Linked DNA regions of Homo sapiens: region 2 is linked to region 1. A link is a contact called in ENCODE Hi-C or POLR2A ChIA-PET data. All regions are on one chromosome and are shown on one strand. The core of a region is the stretch at or near the end of the contact, and the rest is flanking DNA. Distances in the headings are between cores, read along the strand shown.

What was found. A loop is a pair of places that touch in the nucleus more often than their neighbours do. ChIA-PET counts read pairs that join two places held with the same protein, here RNA polymerase II (POLR2A). Pooled maps may share reads with other maps.
Region 2: a pooled map shows a loop between it and region 1 (9-fold over the local background). The contact joins the enhancer-like site here to the promoter of SMNDC1 in region 1. A Hi-C loop is called at or near these places in 1 of 168 maps with a recorded cell type or tissue (K562), 1 of 37 single-sample maps with no recorded cell type and 7 of 50 pooled maps. POLR2A ChIA-PET finds 5 or more read pairs at or near these places in 2 of 52 experiments (GM12878 and HCT116).

What each region holds. Positions count from the first base shown.
Region 1 is chr10:110,300,875-110,307,120 of GRCh38, forward strand. It overlaps SMNDC1 (survival motor neuron domain containing 1), which reads right to left and starts at 4,046. Exons shown (of 6, transcript NM_005871.4): 1 at 3,874-4,046; 2 at 2,594-2,713. The coding sequence starts at 2,713. RefSeq lists a silencer at 3,558-3,877.
Region 2 is chr10:110,772,478-110,778,723 of GRCh38, forward strand. The region is part of intron 1 of RBM20 (RNA binding motif protein 20); the gene reads left to right. Among named protein-coding and RNA genes, the nearest start is that of PDCD4-AS1, 95 kb to the right of the region's middle. RefSeq lists enhancers at 2,006-3,205, 2,096-2,285. Within about 2 kb of position 2,619, at least 4 of the 41 ENCODE cell types and tissues checked have a DNase peak (open chromatin) inside an H3K27ac peak, as active enhancers do; they include HCT116, where a contact is called at or near this core.

The DNA of each region.
Region 1 (6,246 bases), core at 2,796-5,295:
TCACACCCACTTTTTTAAGTGAAAAAAGAAAGGCAGGACTTTAGTAGATTATTTTGCTGCCTGCTGAATAACTTTAGTCTCTATGAAAGACAGTACATGAAAGAGATAAACATGGAAACCTTACTGGCAAAATGAAGTCATTGAAAAGATGCAAAAAAAGCATTTTGTCATAAAACAAAGGGCAAACAAATTAATAACTGGGATAAGGATCTAATTCTATAGAGGAACACAAGAAATTAGAAACCATATGATGGTCAAAAAATATTAATATGAGGAAGCCACAAAATCAGTCTGAACAGACTTTTCACCAAATATAACAAGCTGAATTAAATACCCATAGCATGAGATACATCCCAGAAGGCAGAGAAGGAAAAAGGAGGGGAATGAGGGGGGGAACCCCACAGCAAAATAGAAGCTGTTAAGTGTAGTCTCAATGGAGACAACAATTACTGAGTGGAAGCTTATAGCCAAATACTTTTCAGAGTATTACCTCATCTTAAAAGATGGTTTCCGTTTTTGAGTAGTTTTCAATTCAAAATAGACCTTATCTAGGGACCAAAATGAAATTTCTAATGATAGAATAAAATGGGAAGAAACTCTGATCAAGACTGGTCAGGAAAAACATTCTGTTATTACTATCTGAAGTATTAAAACTTGCACTTCTAAATCCTTGCCATCCAGTATGGTAGTCACGTGTGGCTAATTAAGTTATACTAAAAACTCAGCTCCTAAGTAAACCTAGCTGTATTTCAAATATCCAACCAAATGTGGCTAGTGGCTATGGTACTGAATAGCAGATATAGAACATTTCCATCATCACAGAAAGTTCTACTGGACAGTGCTGTTTTAAATGGTTATAGAAAAGAGGATACTTTACAGAAAAATGATTTCCAGGTCATTATTAACTGAACCCCTGCAAGCAAGCCTTTTAGGGGCTTACTACAGTGTTTATCACAATGGTTTCCCCCTACAGTACTTTCCACTATGATGATCATGACATGGTAAGGCAGTTCTGCTCAGACTCTAATGAGGAATTATTCTAGAAATATTAAAAAGACCTGATGATAATGCTATTTCTAACTCCACTCCCAACTTCCCCAACCCAACCAGTTCAACAAATACCCCTCCTCCCACTGCCCAAGAAGCAATATACAAAACATTGGCACCCAGTGTTTTCTTTTCCTAAAAAAGGACTGCTTAAGTTGGTAAAGGTAGTCAAGGCATCTCTCTTTGGGGCAAACAGAAAGCACTTTACAGAGTGTAAGAAAATAAGAGGTCGGTGTGCCTCTGTTGCCTCATCTTCAATGTATACTCACAACATATGAGCAAATCAAATGGACAGGTGGCAAACCACTGGGTTATTTCTCACTTAAGGGCCTGGGAGTGGGAGAAACTGCTCCCAAAACATCTTTTTTGTATTGACTGGCACCCTGAAGCCCACAGGCCTGGCTTCTACGTATCGAAGAGGGGTCTTGTTCATATTGAAATTAACCCAGATAGTTTGTGTGTGTTTAAAAATAACATACTACTGCAATTTTATTCTAAATGTAGAACTTGAAAGTATTCAACTCATCTTAATTACGCCCAGATAAGCAGTTCCAGAATCCCAAATCCGGACCCTATTTCCGTTAAGTTTGTTTGCAGTTCTGATATCCCTAAAATAGTAATAGTTTTAACGGGCAGTGGGATAATAAAGGGAGGGAATGAATTTTTAGACAGGATACAGATTTGAGTTTAGTACTCAGTCGGTAAAGCAATCTCTAATCAAAACACCCTTGAAACTTTTTAAAAATCAGGTTCAGAATTTAAAGGAAGCTCTTAAAAGTCATATATATTTGCAAATTATATATGGCATTTTTCTGAATCAGTCTGGTGTCCTGAAACACAAAAGGTATTTACTATGATGGCTCTATGTTTGTCTTGAAATCCCAGTGCAGGTTTTCAAAAAAAGGTTTCATTATCTACTAAACTCTACCATGACAAAGATCTCCTTTTCACCACATAGTTCAATTTCCACAAGTGTCAACAACTTTACTGTAAAACCTAGCCTTAAGTCTGAACATCTATGTAACAATTATACAAAGCACTTGTCTCTCTTTAGGCATTTTTGTGGTGTGTTTTCAATACAAAATGTAATCCACTAGCTTTGGGGAAAAAAAAAAGGCACGCATTTTCAAAGAATCTTGTGGTATTAAAAAGAATCTTAAGGTTCTATTTTTCTCCTTCAATCTTTGTTACTTTTTGAACTAAATTTCATTTGCCAGGTCTTAAAAACTAAAAGCGTTTTTCATTGTGAAGTTACATGTACCTCTCGTCTTGAAAATCTGACAGACTTGGAAATTTCTATCAACTTTAGTTTTTAAAAATTATGTAAGCACACAAGATTTATATAACAAAGAACAATATTTCACTCTGATGTACAGAAACCTGAGAACTGGGGAAGCAACCCTACTTCTACAAGCAATGGTACCTACAGAATTTACATATATACATAGGGTGGGGTGTAACCCCTCAAAAGGCGCTTTGGGTACTTAGGGATTCAAGCAATAATTTGAAAAACAGAGAAAAAGTACAATTGTCTACCCATACTTACTTGTAAATCTTTCTTCAATTTTAGCAAATCTTCATTTTCTCCATTTCCAGATAATGCAGCTTCAACTTGCTGGAGCTGAGCTTTGTAGCTTGCCAGCTGCTTTGCTAAATCCTCTGACATCTAGGGAAAATAAAAAGGGTTAGACCATGAAAACTAAACCAAAAATCAAGGCATAAAAAACTAACTCCCCTGTCTGCCTGAATTACCAGTTTTTGCCTCTAACTCCTTCTAACACTGCAGCTTAATTTACCACCATTACCTTTACTCTCAGTTTAGACTTCAGCTAAACCACAAACTTAAAGGCAACAGATTCTGAGGATTATAAACTTGAGATACATTCCATACTTTAAAAAAGCATACAGATACAAAGAAATTTCTAATTTTCTTTTAACTCCTATCCACAGGGTAGGTGCTGAATTCGGCTCAATAATCAGTGTTATCTTTTTAAAAAGCACTACTCTGTTGGAAAAGTCGAAACTTTCAAAAACAATCCAAATACTTATTTTTAAGCACTACAGTATGCTTCCAAAGCCAAACAAGTGCGTTTTTAAATTAACTACACAAACTACGATCTTTACTTGAACTATTCAATTAAGAGTGTATTTAAAAGTGCCTCTCCAAAACAAAAATCTTTCGCCCAGTCGCTTAAATATTTATCGGTGCATTATCTTCAGCAAAAAGAACAGCACAGGTACTCTCCCATTTAGGCATTCTAACGAATGTGCCTTTCGCCAAATCCAGCTCAGTCATTTTCCTGAAAATAAGATACCAATTAACCTTTTTTGATGGTTTATAAGCAAATGTACCACGTTTCCGAGGACCCTTCTCCTTCGTAAAATTCCCGTCCAACCAAAGGCTGGGAGCCTGCAAAGGCCCCCTAAGAGTTACAGCGACCCAGGCTGCTCTCCTCCCCGCCACGCAGCACCTCAAAGCCCGCCACAACTCGATCATTCGGACGTGGAAATCCACACGCCAGCTCCAAGACCACCGCCGGAGCCCCGCCGCGCTCCAACAGGCAGGCTCCACAGGGAGCCGCGCGGCGCCCAGCCCCACCCGACCCGGTCCCCTGCGGGCCGTGTTTGCCGCCGCCGCACGGAGGCCAGCGCCGGCCGGGCCGCCGAGGCTCAGCTCTGGCTGAGAGACGGCCGTGGCTCCGGGATCCAGGGCCAGCGCCTGGGCGTCTCCGGCGAGGCGGGCTCCTCAGCCTTGGGCCTCCGCTTCACCTCGGGAGGGACCCGGGCCCGGCCAGGCCTTACTCTCTCCCTCAGGGGGGTTGTTACCTTGTGTGGGGCTGGGGGCGGGGCGGCGGGAAGGGGTCGGGGCAAATGAGCCCAGTGGTAGTGGCGGTGGCAGCAGCAGCAGTAGCAGTAGCAGGAAAATCACCGCGACGACAGCAAGGCGACCCGGTCTGAAAAGGAAGAACTCGGTCGGCGGCGAGGGGGAAGGGAGGAACGCCGGGCACTGGAAGGAGGAAAAGACAGAGACGGTGAAGTCTCGCGAGAAATACAAACTCTCGCGCGAGGTCGCTCGACTCACGTGACTCCGCGCGCCCTCTAGCCAGTCCCTGGCTGTCAGGGACACGAAGTAGGCGGGGCCTAGGAAGGAAATGGCGTAGCTGGGCTTCGCCAGGCGCGGAATGCAGGTTATCTTCCTGGAGTTCCGGCTTGGAATTTATTGGAAATGCAAATTCTCAAGCCCCACCCCAGACCTCCTGAATCCAGAGACTCTTGTTTTAATAAGCTCACCAGATGATACCAATGTCCGCTGACGTTTGAGAACCACTGCTTTTCCGGGGCGGTGGTGGTGGGTGGCGGGGGGTGTTGGTGGGGGCTCTCTTTACGTTGCCCTGGCTGGTCTCCAGCTCCTGGGCTCAAGCTATCCTCCTGCATCGGCATCCCAAAATGCTAGGATTACAGGCGTGAGCCACCGCGCCCAGCCTGAGAACCACTACTTTATATGATACAAGCCTTAGTAGTAACAGAAAGCTAATTAAATCGTGACAGAAATAACCTATTGGAGAGAAGATTGATTTCTTTAAAATCTGTTTTGTTAAAACCTACTTGGTTTTAATTTAGTTGGGTTAATCTCGCCTGATAGGGAACAACGTCCAAGTTAGTCTAGAATGGTAAAGAGTGGTAGGAATACTCACATTTGTGTTCAAAAAGAAATGCCCCTTGTGTATGTTTGTAATAATATATACGCTTTCTGGACGGATACACAAAACTGTTCAGAGGTTTGGAGTGGAAGCCAAATGTTTTATTGATTACCCTCTTTGCTGTTTACCCTTTTTCCTTTTCTTTTTTTTTTAAACCATATATATATAATTTATTTCAATTAAAAAAGCAATAAAGGCCTGAGACACAAAGTTTTATATAGATGACAGGAAGCAACCTTTCCTGGGAGGTTGGGAGTTTGTTGCTGGATCCATAAAAAGGCCCACTTCTCGCGGATCACCTGAGGTCAGGAGTTCGAGACCAGCTCGACCACGTGGAGAAACCCCGTCTCTACTAAAAATACAAAAAAAAAAAACCAACAACAACAACAACAACAAAAAGCCGAGCATGTTGGTGCATTCCTGTAATCCCAGCTGCTCGGGTGGCTGAGGCAGGAGAATCGCTTGAACCTGGAGGCGGCGGTTGCGGTGAGCCGAGATCGTGCCATTGCACTCCAGCCTGGGCAGCAAGAGTGAAACTCCGTCTCAAAAAAAAAAAAAAAGGCCCACTTCTCAGATGGGCTCTTTTGAACTGTGCCAACATCTTTAGTTCCTAGTTTTCTTTTCAAGGAGCCTTCCCTTTTGTTCTCTACACACACACACATAACCCTTGCAGTGAGTCAGATAACCTGTATAGATGGAAACTAGGTCGGGTTTGTGAGTGTGAAAGATTGAAATTGCAGCAGAGGGCAGCAGTGTGTAGCTAGAATTAAGAAGGCAGACAAAACAGAAAGCATGTGCTTTTAAATAAATATTCGTTTAAAATAAAATGTAGTTTTAGAGAACTTCTGTTATTGTAATTGTGTGTTTTAAGAACCGATGCGAGGAGGAACTTCCTTGAATATAAAGTCAACCTTATTGTGTAAAAATCTCTTAAATGAGAACTTTTCCTGAACCCCATAGATCAGAAAATAGGCAAATATTCATTATAAGTTCCATCATAGATTTCTATACCATCTTAATAATTTTTTCAGGATTGTTTTTAGGATTGTTTTTATCTATGCAACATTCATTTATAAAGAAAAGCTATATTGAATTTTAATTTTCACAAAGAAATAACAGTTTGTATGTGCCAGATACCATTCTAAGCACTTTACACAGGTTCATTTAATTTTCACAATTGTATGCGGTGTTGCTCCAGACAAAACTGGAGCAGACAAAACTAAGAGCAATACTTCAAATAGGCTTTCTGAATTACTATTTCCTTTGAAGTGTCAAAATTTACTTTCAGTGTCTGATTTTTCTTAAAACATTTGCATTCAAACTTAATCATGTTTATTTAAAAAAAAGTATCTTAAACCTTTAGTTTTGAAACGTGATATTTATTTTATTGAAAGACAGTAAATAAATAAAATGTAAAGGCTCCAAATTGTCATCAGAATATACAGCTATTTCCTTTCTACTAAAGAAAATTAAAGTATGGCATGATGGCACCCAGCTA
Region 2 (6,246 bases), core at 1,369-3,868, 470 kb after region 1:
GCATTTTTACTGTACTTGTCTAGGTTTAAACATATTTAGATATGCACAAATACTCACCATTGTGTTCCAGTTGCCTCCAGCATTCAGTACAGGAACATGCTGTGCAAGTTTGTAGCCTAGGAGCAATAGGGTATATCATATAGCCTAGGTGTGTATGTACACTCTATGATGTTCGCATGACAAAATTGCCTAACAACACATTTCTCAAGACATGTCTCTATTGTTAAGCAGCACATGACTGTATATATAACAATGGTTTCTTTAAAAGCACTCCCAGGAGTGGCCAGGTGCAGAAATAGCTGAATTTGTGAGCAATGATAATGATAGTTAATATAATTATCATATTTTCCAGAGCACCTGCACATCACGTTTGATCTTTACAGTGAGTGGAACAGACATTACGATCTCCATTTGACAGATGAGGAAATTAAACCTTAGAGTTATCAGATTTCAAAGGTGAAGGGACCTTAGAGATCCTTTCATCCAGCTTTCTCATTTTACAAAAAAAAGAACTCCCTGAGATCCAGGGAAACTAACTGACCTAGGATCCCACAGGGAGTGAATAAGGGCTGTTGGGCCAGGCCCAGGTCTTCTGATTTCTAGCTTCCTGATTTTGCACTCCATTGCGCTATTCTCAGTCTTCAGTGTGTTAGAGGAAACTTGGTAGGTTATGCATTTGTTCTTAAGGAGAAATTTTGTTGATATCAGTCCTAGGCACTATTTTATAAATGCACACATGTGGAAAAATCCCTTATTTTCCTGCTTTTTTTCTATATATAGATACAGGCAGATACACAGACAGATAGACACACCACATGTGGATGTCACTGGGGAGATGAAGGTGGGATTGAACTTAGCAGAGTCTCAAAGGGGGCTTCAGCTTTATCTGTCAAATATTCTTTTATTAAAAAATTTTGAAGCAAAATGACCATTACAGTAGCATTTATTCATTTTGGATAATGGGCACTGAATTCATAAGTGTTTGTTTTCCTCTTCATATTTCTGTATTTTAAAATTTTCAAAAAAAACCAAATATGGATATTAAAAATAAATTCTCACCTATAATACCATACCCTCATTTTATAAAAATAAAGAATATTTTCAAAGAAATAAAAATGGTTCAGAAGGATGGAAAGAAAACTATACTATGGGACTCGTTAGTTAAGTTGACATTAATCCTCTGCTTTAAGTCTTTCCTGTGATGACACTAGCAGAATGTGTATCATTTTCTCTGCATTTGCTGCAGGATCAGTTCTCTTTGGCAGGTTTTGAGCCGTTCTAATAAGTCCAGCATGAAAGGCAGGCCTCTCGTGTCAGTTCTAAACCCACCAGCTGCCCCATTGTGACTGCATAGTCCCCTGGTTCTGAGACTGTGCTCTGCCTGATAAGCGACGTACGGAGCACAGTGGACTGAAAGCCCGGGGATCTGATACCAAACATGTTAGTTAAACTCATGTTTAACTAACCCAAACTCATGTTTAACTGGCCCAAAGGAAGTAGGCCCAGAAATGTGGTTTTTGGAGCTCCCTTTAATGAACGTGTAAACAGAGGATAGAATATTGGCCTTACAGTTTAAAAACCCTCCTTCAAGTCCCAGTCAAGTCCCTTATTCACTGGATGACCTCACACGGTTCATCTGATCTTTCTTGGTCTCAGTCTTCTTACTATAGACTGGAAATGGTCATATTTGACTTAGCTGTCCATATGGCTGTTCTGGAGATGAGACAGCTAATGAAGTGAGAACACTCATTAACACACCAACTGAAAAACACAAAACAAAAGAGAGATGATAGGATTATATTGCTGTTATGAATCATTCCAAGAGGTGTCATGGTGATATGAATCATCATATGGTAATGTCATGGCTAAGGCCCAAACACAGAATAGCAGCATTGACCCAGTAGTCTCGAAATTAGTCACAGAGGCCAAGCTAGTGAAGACCCAGCAGCCCTATTGTTATCAAGAAAGAGCACTATCCAAAAGGTGTGTGGCCTCATCTTCTCCTTGCAAAGAGAGAATTCATCTGGTATATGTTGATAGGCGTGTATCCGACCACAGCTACCTCCATCAGCCCTGAGGACAGAGGCAGCCTGCATTCCAGTCCCAGCTCTTCTCTGTCTCGGTGTGTGACTTAGGCGGTTTCACAGAGGACGCCAACTTCATTGGCTTTTGCGGTTTTTTGTTTGTTTGTTTTTTGTTGTTTTCTTTTTGTTTGTTTTGTTTTGTTTTTGTCTGTAGAATGAGTGAGTTAAACTAAATTGTCTGTAAGGCCTCAGCTCACTCTTAAAGTGTGATCACTAGCTAGAGTTTGAACTTTAGCCCCAATATGACTGTTGTGTTGTCATTGTCACCTTTGTAACCTGACATTCAGGAATGTCCCTCTCTAGTTCATATTCTGACCTAGCTTCTGAAAGCATTATAGCAGAGTTGAGAATTTTTGATCTAGGAAAGATAAATATTAAAAAGAAATTCCCACCAAAATACCATAAATAAGGAATGTTTTAAAGAAAAATGGTTCAGAAGGAAGGAAAACTATAATGTAGTTCTTGTTAGTTAAGTTGACATTAATCCTCTCTTTGCTTTAAGTCTCTCCTGTGTTGACACTAGCAGAATGTGTCATAAAGACATGGAAAGATCATAAATTCTCAACTCTGCTCTAAAGATCTGACCTTCAGCGTTGCATTTATTTGGCCACACCTTTATAGTGTGGTCATACCTAGAAAATATTTTCTTGCCTGGTCATCAGCCCTCTCACCTCGATTACTTTCTATATTTTAGCACAAAAGAAGAAATGGCGCATTCACCACTCAGCCAGTTGCACTGGAAGTGAATTTAAATTCCTGAACTGGTTATCTTGGAAGATATTGTGCTTATTGCAGATGTGGCCGGTGCATGAGTTTAGGCACTACCATGCTCTGGGCTGTGGTTCTTGGCTCCTGCTTCTGGATGGCTGGACATTACCAGGAGAGAGCCTGCTGATACATCTACGCACATTCACTCTACTGCACTTCAGCTGTGTCCTTGTTATTCCACAGCCCTTTAAGTCCTGGTTCACCAACCAGATGTTAAGACTCTCTTGGATCCCTCAAATCCCATCCCCATGCCTGCTGCCTCCTCTCTCAGCAGTTGCCCACTCCTTATCTTCTAATCCTCTTTTCTCCCTATGATGATGATAGTGACCCTGTAGCTCCAACTACTGGGTCCTCACAGTCAGTCCACTCCTGCAGAGGAAACTGGAGGGTGACCAGGAACCTTCAAGTCAATGTGGGCCACAGACAGGAACCGTCTTTAAAAGATGGTTAAATGCCCGTGGTTTACGTAGGTTGGCTTTCTTTAAGCAAATAAAGGAAATGCATTGCTTCATGTCCAGCAAAGTACAGGGTGGATTCAGGAGAAGCTGGCTCAAGGCATTCCTAGGAAGTCATCAAGGAGCTGCCTGTACCTCTGTCTTCAGGCCAGCATCTTCTGAGTTGGCTTTATTCTCAAGCAGGCTGTCATTAAGTGATGGCTTAACAACAATTTAGCAACCATGGCATGACAGAGAATCATGCCTGATAGCTCTAACAAAGTATCCGAGAGTGTTCCCCCATGAGCCAATCACTGTTGCCAGAGGGATGTGGTTCTTGGACTGGCCAGGTCTGAGACACGTTGCTTGGGCCCCTATTTGTGCAGAATTGGCCCCTGACTACATTCCCAGAGGGTCTTTGGATGTTTGGTCAGATGGTCTGTACTCTGGGGGGATCAATTCATACCAGCAAGGTCCAGTCAGCCCCTACACCTACCACCGCCTCTCTAGTGGAAGCCACTTTTGCATCTAATTGTCTTGGGAATTGTGTTGGTTTTCTATTGCTGCTGTAACAAATTGCCACAAATTTAATGGCTTATAATAACATACATGTATTATCTTACAGTTCTGGAGGCCATAAGTCCAAAACCAGCCTCACTGGACTACGGTCAAGGTGTTAGTTCCTTCTGGAGGCTCTAAGGGACAATCTGTTTCCTGGTCTTTTCTAGTTTCTAAGAGGCTTCCTGCATTTCTTTGGCTCATGGCCCCTTCCTCCATCTTCAAAGCCAGCAGCAAAGCATCTTCTCTCCTCTCTGACTTCTGTTTCCATCCTTATATCTTCTCGCTGACTCTGATCCTCCTGCTTCCGTCTTAGAAGGACTCTTGTGATTACATTGGGCATACCAAATTAAATTCAGAAATTCAGATAATCAAGATCTTTAATTCAATCATGTCTGCAAAGTCCCCTTTACCATGTAAGATAACATATTCACAGCCTCTGTGGGTTAGAATGTGAACATTTTTATTATTCAGCCTACTGCAGGGATTATCCACTCAATTTAAAAACCTGAACTTAGACAGAGAAAGAGTGTACTGAAGCTCCTGCATTGGAGTGGGAAATTGTAGATAGTGACCTAGGAAGGTGACTTTGTACCTGCTTGTAGGTTTAGTTTTATTTGCTTCTTGGGTGTATTTAGATTGTCCTTTTTGAGCTGTTTGTGGGTTTTTCTCCACAGAATTGGGTACTCATAAAAGAGGTGTCCATATTGCCTCAAAGCCACCAGATTCTGATGAGCCATACCCCTTATCTTCCTTCTTCATTTTGTTCACGGCAATTACTTTGTGCCCATAAAGTGGGAGGCAGTGTGCTGAGGAAATACAAGATTCTCCAAGACACACTCCTTTCTCTTGTGGAACTTATGTCTGGTGGAGTAGAAAGGCACGCACGCAATTATTTTTAACCCAAGGCACAGGATGTGCTGAGTGATATAAAAGTGACAAACTAAGGAGTGGGAAGACAGCAGGAGACATCAGTTCCAGCTTCCAGGGGTGTCAGATCATGCACCCCAATTTTTGGTTCAGAAATATGATCACTACTATATGCACCTCAATTTCAGGTTATTAACTATTGCAGGCTAAGAATTTTAGGGCTTTAAAAATAGTATGATGTGTTTTTTCTTCTTTGTCTAGGGTGTTTGGATGAAAGCAGGTGCTCAGCTCTGATGATTCATGTGAAATCACTTCTACTCAAGGTTGACTAAAGTTGGGAATGATGAAAATTTCCTAGTCAAAGCAAAAATTAAGAAGAAAACCTGGTTAGTTTTCTTATTTTTTGAGGAATCTGAATGGGTTAACGTCTGTAACCTGGGCCATACTCTGAAAAGGACAGGTTTCCCATGGCTGACCTGCAAATACCCAGCATGGCTGGCTTTCCTAGTTGGAAAGCCCTTCCTCACGTGTCCTTTCAGTGGCAAAGGGGAATCTCTACTAAGAGCTCCCTCCTGCCCAGAATGCAATTTTAGAAAATAGAGCTGACTTCTCTGGGAAAAACAAAACCAACCTTGTCTTACTCTGGTCATGGAAACCAACTTGGCACCTCATTATCGCCTTGTTAGCAAGAACAGGCTGTATGATGGACAAACCTGGGAGGAAGAGTTGGCCCTGTGTGGCCACGGTTTTGAGTTAAGCTTAATTGCTTTTCTAAAGCTCAGCTACTTAATACTACACAAGTCAAAATCTATCATCAGACTCTTGACCATCCATTCTCCTCTTCCTTCCGTATTCTTGCCTACATAGACATTGGTCGCTCCCCATTCTGCTGCTGTTGAATTTGTGCTGGGTCACCCAGGGACCCCCAAGGCTTGTTTGCAACCAGCCCGGCTCCCCAAAGGAGAACAGGGCTGTAACTACCTTTAACTTTCAGTGCCCTCTTCCCCCATATTTTAAAATGCAGCCAGCCTGTTCTGCCCTTGGAGCATAGCAGGGCTGCTGGCTGGGGAAGGTGGTGTCTTTTTAACAACTTATAGGCAATTTTTGATTTTTCATGCAAATGGGAAAGAATAACAAAGGCATTTTATCTGGCTCTCAAATGTGCTTTGTACTTACATTTAAATGTGGGTGTGCCTGATGTTCTGGGAACTCCCTTCCAACAAGACAGTGTGGCAACCCATGTCACTTGCTATGTCTCCCTTTTCCTCCTCAGCTGAGCTAGCTCCCAGCCTCTCTCGTTTTTGTTCCATTATCATTGGATTTTTACTGTACAGAACCTGTGACAGTGGAGACTAAGGTGTCCCAGTTGTGCAGTGTCTACCCTGTACTGCCTAAGCATGCTTATTGTACAGCATGCATTGTTTATGGCAACTCCAATTTCCAGTTTTCCAGTCCCCTTCTTCCCATTCAAATGTCCCAGAATTCCAGTTCATCAACATCCTGAACATATTTCCTGATGACACCCACTTTTC